2 separate regions of the Homo sapiens genome follow, and region 2 is linked to region 1. The links are chromatin contacts, found by Hi-C or POLR2A ChIA-PET in ENCODE. All regions are on one chromosome and are shown on one strand. The core of a region is the stretch at or near the end of the contact, and the rest is flanking DNA. Distances in the headings are between cores, read along the strand shown. Region 1 holds the start of FAAP20 (FA core complex associated protein 20). Region 2 overlaps SKI (SKI proto-oncogene).

Region 1 (3,463 bases), core at 376-2,875:
GCACTGGGCAGTTTGGGTTATCTTGTTAGCAAAACTGGGTTCCATTCCCCTTTACTTAAAAAATACATAAAAATATACGTTGGGTTTCAAAAATAAGAAAAAGCATCTCCAGACAAAAAAGACGATCTTCATTTTTAAAACCCATGACGCACTCTCGGGAAGGTGTTCCTGTGCTCTGGGCCTGGGGACGCTGGTGCCACCAGATTCCAGGATGGCCAGGTGGACCCGGGGCCAGTGCTCCCAGCCTTCCTTCTGTGCTGTTCTGTGGGCCCCCAGCCTGCCCTGCCCACAGAGCACGGCAAGCAGGTGGACCCCAGACCCGTGACAGAGAGCCACCTGGACATGCCAGGCCACAGCACTGGGCCACCTTTCCAGTGTGAAACAGGGCTTTAAAAGCCAGCGCTGAGCTCGGCCACCTCTTGACCTTCTGAACGGCTGTGGTTTCCAAACACGGATGGATAACCGGGCCGGGCGCAGGGGTGGCCTACTCACCTGGGGGCGAACTCCTTCTGGCACATGGGGCAGCTGCGCAGGGCCGCGGCACCCTCCACAGACGGCTGCTGCTCCACCCTGGGGGCCCTGCAGGGATCAGGTGCCGGGCGCTGGGGCAGGGACCTGGCGGGGGATTCCAGGTGCCCTCCTGCCCCGTGAAGCAGCCGGTAGGAACGGCCCGGGCCCCACAGGTCCGGCGGAAAGGGTGTCCAGGAAAAGGTCTTGGGTCCGACAGTGAAGACTTCAGTGGGCTCCGGGCCGCACCTGGGCTCCTGCAACACAGAGTTGTTGGGCCTTGCCCAGCGATGGCTCCCGCCCTGGAAACCCCTTCATCGCTAAGATGGGCCCAGTGGGCACACCTGTCCTGGGAAGGCGGGCAGTGAAGGCACCTCGTGATCCAGGATCAGCTCCGGGCTCACCGTGCGCAGTAGCTCGGCCCAGAGCCGCTCCCGCTCATCACCCCCCAGGAGAAACCAGGGGCGGCCGCCAGAAGGCCTGGGGCAGACAGAGAGGGCAGACAGGGGGTACTCAGTAGCGGAAACGCTATGGTGGGGAGACCCGGGAGGGCCTGGGGCAGAGAGAGCGGGGAGATGGGGGGTACTAGAGGGAAATTCGATGGTGCGGGAGGTGGCCGGCAGGGTTGGGGGAAGGGCTGCTGGGGCAGACAGTGCGGAGATGAGGGGTACTGGGGGTGGGGGAGCGGGGTGGGTGGGTGGAAATATGGGGTCCTCAGCGGGATGAGGCGATGGTTGGGGAGATTGCGGAGGGCCTGGGGAAGGTAGAGGGTTAGATGGGGGGTGCTCAGGGGAGACGCGATGATGGGAGAGGCGCGGGAGGGCCTGGGGCGGCGCGGGGGAAGCTCGGCGTGGGGTGGGGGCTCAAGGCGGGCGCTGAATGGCGGCGCGGGGTGGGGCGACGGGCGTGGGGGCCGGGCCCGGGGGCAGGGAGCCCTCCCCAGGGGGAGAATAGAGCGGGAGGCCCGCGGGGGCGCCGGGAAGCACGTGGGAGCGGGAAAACCGGCCGCGCCCCCGCCCGGCTCCCGGCCTCACCCGCCCGCCGGGCGCGGCCTCCGGCGGCTCAACCCCAGCCGCGGCCTCCGCGCCGCCTCCATCCAAGCCCGCGCCGGGCGGAAGTGAGCGCAAGCCCCGCCCCCGCCCCTCCAGGCCCCGCCCCCGCCCCGGCCCCGCCTCCAGACCTCTGCAGCGAGGCCGCCCCCCTCCGAGACAGTCGGAACCCCAGGGGCCCTGATCCCAGCCTGTAGGGAAACTGAGGCCAGGGTTCCTTCGTCCTGCACCGCACAGGGGGGCCTGGCGTGAGGGTGGGGGGCCCAGGTGGGGGAGCCCCGCCCGTGTCCCCTTTCCCGTCCGGGCAGCCCCCGGGCCGGAGCCCCCTCCGTTACCCCGATGGCTGCCCGGCCCGCCCCGGCACTGCCTCCTCCCGGCTGCACCCAACAGCTCCCGCCCCCGTTTCCGGCTCTGCGGAGCCGCCTCTCCTCCCAGGACCATTCCAGGAGTAAATAAAGCTTGAAATCCGCCGTCGCCACCACCGTTTCTTTACAAAAGGCGGGGAACTCAAGCTCCTTAACCAAGAAACCAGAGGCGAAGTGACAAAGTCCAGGTGGCTCACTTGGGCCTCAGGGGCCTGGGCCAGGGCCCTGGGGGCAGCTGAGGGGCTTTCCTGCCTGGACCCCGGGCTCTGCGACCTCAAAGTCGGCCACGTGGTGGCAGCAGCCGCCCAGGCACCCTGGTGCCACACTTGGCTGTGCCCAGTGCCCCATGGGCCCAGGCCACTTGCCTCTCCCTTGGCCCTGCTGGGCCCTGGAGTGGCTGCCACCCTCACGGAAGGAGTGGGGTCTACAGAGATCAGGGTCAGGGGCCCTCGCCAGACGCCACTCAGGGCTCTGGGACTCCTTGGCAGTTTCTGCCCTGCCCAGCCCCAGCAGCTTTGGGGCTATGCTGGGCACCCCTCCTGCAGGGCTCCCTGGCTGTTCCTACCCCTCACCTGGCCCCTCCCAGCCCCCAGTCGTCTGTGCCCTCCCTCCAGAACTCAGCTGTGGAGCCCGGCCCTGAACCCAGGCCACCCGAGTGGCCCACCGTCCTTCAAGGGGCCCCAGCCTGGAGGCCATAGGTTGGTGTTCAGGGAAAGGGTCAGCAGCAGGGCCTGGACTGGGAGGTCCCCCTCTCCCTGCATGAGTGGTTTTCTTCCGCACACCTTCCTGCTCTAGATGCTGGAGGCCCCCAGCAGAACAAGATGGAGGCACCAACCCCCAGGCCCTTCGACTTGAGTGAGCAGATGGAGATGCAGCGCTGAGTGCTGCCCGGGCAGGGGGAGGGGGCCTGGGGGAGCTGCTGCAGGCCGTGTGGTCTCAGGGGGCCCTGTGGGAGGTAGCCTGTGGCTGGGCCTGCTCTCAGGCGAGAGAAGCCCAGCCGTGGGGTCTCTGCAGCCCCACGTCCACCACATGGCAGGTGCCAGCTGACCAAGCGCTCTCAGACAGCCAGTGTCCAGGGCTCCCCGACAGTCCTGGCTGCCCTGGCTTCAGCTCCGAGCTTCTGGGTCTTTCCTGGAAATGTCACCATGGTCTGCAGGAGGGCCTTGGGTACTTCCAGGAAGACTGGTCCCAGCCTCCCAAGACAGGAGAAAAGGCCAGGCCCAGCAGCCCATGCCTGCAATTCTAGGACTTGGGGAGGTCCAGGCAGGCAGATTGCTTGAGCCCAGGAGTTTGAGACCAGCCTGGGCAACATGGCAAGACCTTGTCTCTATAAATAAAAAATTAGCTGGGCATGGTGGCATGTGCCTGTGGTCCCACCTACTTGGGTGGCTAAGGTGGGAGGATCACCTGAGCCCAGGTAGGTGGGGGCTGCAGTGAGGCAAGATCGTGCCACTGCACTCCAGACCCCAACTCAAAAAAAAAAAAAAATAGGCCAGGTGTGGTGGCTCAAGCCTGCAATCCCAGCACTTTGGGAGGCCAAGT
Region 2 (3,463 bases), core at 714-3,213, 85 kb after region 1:
TAGGGGTTTCTGCTTTTGCTTCCTCCTCATTTTTTCTCTTGCCGCTGCCATGTAAAAAGTGCCTTTCACCACCCGCCATGATTCTGAGGCTTCCCCAGCCATGTGGAACTGTAAGTCCAATTAAACCTCTTTTTGTTCCCAGTTTCGGGTATATCTTCTTCAGCAGCGTGAAAATGGAGTGCACACACACGTCAGCACTGTGGGCGCACACACCTGCACTCACACATTCATCAGGACCCATGGGCACACGTGCACACACACGTCAGTCCTGTGGGTGCACACACCTGCACTCACACATTCATCAGGACCCATGGGCACACGTGCACACACGTCAGCACCGTGAGCGCACACACCTGCACTCACGCACACACCTGCACTCACGCACTCAGGACCGACGGACATACGTGCACACACACATCAGCACCGTGGGCGCACACACCTGCACTCAACGCACTCGTCAGGACCCACGGGCAGATGTACACACATGCACCAGCACCCGTGGACACGTGCACGCACACATCAGCACCCATGGGCATACATGGATGCACACATCAGTACCATGGGCACACACACATGCACCCACTCCCGATGGCTTCGGCTTGCTGGGTGCCTGCTTCGCCCTCGGGTGAGCAAGTCTGGAGGCAGGCACTTGGGGTGGGGCCACAGTATGGTTCTTAGGAGCCCAGTGTCCCCTGGACCCACTTGCTCCCAGCCTTGGGTCCCAAAGTGCTGCTCCCACTGGTCTCTGTGCCCCACCCATCATGGGCAGGGCTGTCTGAACAGGGCAGAGTCACGAGTGATGCAAGGGTGGGGTGTGGAGGCCTTGCCTAGAGGCAGCAGCCAGCTCTGGCTTGGCTGGGCCTTACCTTCACTGTCCTGCTGTGAGACGCAGGAGCCCTGGGGGAGGACGGCAGTCTGTATCAGGGCAGTGGTGAAACTGCAGATTCCTAAATGTGATCTGGAGACGACTCTTGCTGGAGAAATCTACCCAGGTCCCTTGGGTCTGTCCCTCCCTTCACCCTCCACAGTCAGGGACAGGCTGCGTGGTGTGCCTCCCCATCTGTGCGTGGCCTCAGCGCAGCAGGCCTGTCCTGCCCATTGCTAAAGGTAGAGCCCGGCAGATTCATTGTGTGGTGAGGGCTTCCCCAGACCCACCAACTCCTGTGTCTTCCCATGGTGAGAAGGGTGGGGTCTCTCTGGGGCCTTTTTTTTTTTAGGAAGTCACTGATGCCACTCAGGTGGGTGCCCAGCTCCCCACCTGATCTCTGGAGTGGCCCCTTCTGCTGGAGGCTGCCCCAGGCTGGATGCCGTGGCCTGCAGACCCCCCTTCTTGCAGTCCCTGGGCAGGCAGCACCCATGCGCACACGTGCACACAGGCCGTGAGCACTGCCCTGTGAGCCAGGTGGTGGTGGGGGGTGTTGGGGCTAAGGTTTGGTTAGGGCCCGAGTGCTTGCGCACCCCCCCATCCAATTTCCCATGGTGCTGGGATGCTGCCGCCTCCTGGACCCTGGCGTTGAAGTGCCACCTTCATCTCCCTCCCCAGACAGTAAGCTCCAGACAAGGGCAGGCTGTGGCCGTCACTCTGGCCAGCTGCTCGGGGGCTTGGTGGCTGCTGGGTGGTCGCCTGGACTCTGCCCTCCTGTCTCCTGGTGTCCCGGAGGGGCCTTGCTGGGCTGGGCCCTCCACCGCCCCATTGGGCGCCTGACTCTCAGGGCGCAGTCAGTTCTTTGGGGATGGCCCTGATCTCTGAGCGGGACTGCCTCTGGCCTTTCTTCTGCATCCCCTACGGAACAGCAGCCTGCTAGACGCCCTGAGGAGGCAGGCTGAGGGGTGGAAGGGGCGTGGCCGTGCCCAGCAGAGACCACCCTCTGATGACGGTGGGCGTCCTTTCCAGCCCCTCTCGGGGCATCGCTTCATCCCTTCCCCCATTTCCTTCCTGGCCCTGCTCTCCAAGTCTTGTGTGTGTGGTGGGGCCTGGCTTCCCTCCCGGCCTCTCGCCTGTTCCCGCCCATCCCTCTCTGGTTCTCTCAGGCCTCCTCTGGGCTTGCCAGGAATGTAGGGGAATTAGGGGGAGGGGGACACAGGAAATGCCTCCCCTCCTCTGACAACAGCTCCAGCTGCAGGGGGAGGGGGGAGGGGAGAGCAGAGTGGGTGAGACGAGGGAGGGCTGAAGGGGGGAGTCGGCTTGGGGGGAGAGTGTTCTCCTGCCCACCCAGGCACTGGGCGTGGCCCAGCCCCACAGACAGAACAGTTCTTTCTTCCTTATTTTATTTTTTATTAGAGACAGGGTCTCACTCTGTCGCCCAGGCTGGAGTGCAGTCGTGTGATTGGCCTCAAGCGATTCTCCCACCTCAGCCTTCCAAAGCACTGGGATTACAGCAGTGAGCCAGTGTGCCCAGCCTCTTCCTAAGTTTACACCAGTGTGGGCATCCAGTGAGGGGAACTGGCCTGTGATGCGGTGGTCCTTGTGACATGTCAGGCAGTTTTAGAGTAGGGTTTGTTAAAACATGGGTTAAATTGGGCCCCACCCCCAGCCCTCCACTCCTCAGCCATTCAGGAGAAGCGCGAGGCATGGGTGCGCGAAAATTCTGAGTCTGCCTTCCACCTGAACCCCCTCTGGAAGGTCTGACCACGGGCTGGGTGTGGTGGCTCATGCCTGTAATCCCAGCACTTTTGGGAGGCCGAGGCGGGTGGCTAATGAGGTCAGGAGTTAAAGATTAGCCTGGCTGATATGGTGAAACCACGTATCTACTAAAAAAAAAAAAATACAAAAATTAGCCGGCATTGTGGCAGGTGCCTGTAGTCCCCAGCTACTTGGGAGGGCGAGGCAGGAGAATCGCTTGACCCCGGGAGGCGGAGGTTGCAGTGAGCTGAGATGGCACCACTGCACTCCAGCCTGAGTGACAGAGCAAGCGTCTGTCTCAAAAAAAAAAAAAGTCTGACCACAGCCCCTTCTCACAAGGGGGCTGCCCCTTCTACCCTCGTTGGGGAAGGCCTGGTCTGCTGTAAGTGCAGTGACCGGACATTAAAATACCCCGGAATGGTCTTGGAAAGAGCCACTTCTGGGAGTCTTCCCTTACCCGCCACACACCTTTTAAAGAGAAACCTGAAGACACCTGAGAAGACAGGCGGCGGCGGCGATCTTCAGAGAGAAGATGCCCGAGAAGACAGGCGGCGGCGGCGATCTTCAGAGAGAGGACACCCGAGAAGACAGGCGGCGGCGGCGATCTTCAGAGAGAGGACGCCCGAGAAGACAGGCGGCGGCGGCGATCTTCAGAGAGAGAGATGCCCGAGAAGACAGGCGGTGGCGGAGATCTTCAGAGAGAGGACGCCCGAGAAGACAGGCGGTGGCGGAGATCTTCAGAGAGAGGACGCCCGAGAAGACAGGCGGCGGCGGCGATCTTCAGAGAGAGGACGCCCGAGAAGACAGGCGGCGGCGGCGATCTTCAGAGAGAGGACGCCC

Evidence for each region. A loop is a pair of places that touch in the nucleus more often than their neighbours do. ChIA-PET counts read pairs that join two places held with the same protein, here RNA polymerase II (POLR2A). Pooled maps may share reads with other maps.
Region 2: a map of endothelial cell of umbilical vein shows a loop between it and region 1 (2.6-fold over the local background). The contact joins the enhancer-like site here to the promoter of FAAP20 in region 1. A Hi-C loop is called at or near these places in 4 of 168 maps with a recorded cell type or tissue (DLD1, astrocyte of the cerebellum, endothelial cell of hepatic sinusoid and 1 more) and 2 of 50 pooled maps. POLR2A ChIA-PET finds 5 or more read pairs at or near these places in 9 of 52 experiments (BJ, GM12878, H1 and 5 more).

The regions. Positions count from the first base shown.
Region 1 is chr1:2,193,147-2,196,609 of GRCh38, forward strand. FAAP20 (FA core complex associated protein 20) reads right to left here and starts at 1,626. Exons shown (of 4, transcript NM_182533.4): 1 at 1,542-1,626; 2 at 852-987; 3 at 493-764. The coding sequence starts at 1,603. RefSeq lists silencers at 1,381-1,470, 1,481-1,960 and an enhancer at 2,594-3,260.
Region 2 is chr1:2,277,453-2,280,915 of GRCh38, forward strand. The region is part of intron 1 of SKI (SKI proto-oncogene); the gene reads left to right. Among named protein-coding and RNA genes, the nearest start is that of SKI, 51 kb to the left of the region's middle. RefSeq lists enhancers at 790-1,584, 1,585-2,379, 2,832-3,463. Within about 2 kb of position 1,964, at least 21 of the 41 ENCODE cell types and tissues checked have a DNase peak (open chromatin) inside an H3K27ac peak, as active enhancers do; they include endothelial cell of umbilical vein, where a contact is called at or near this core.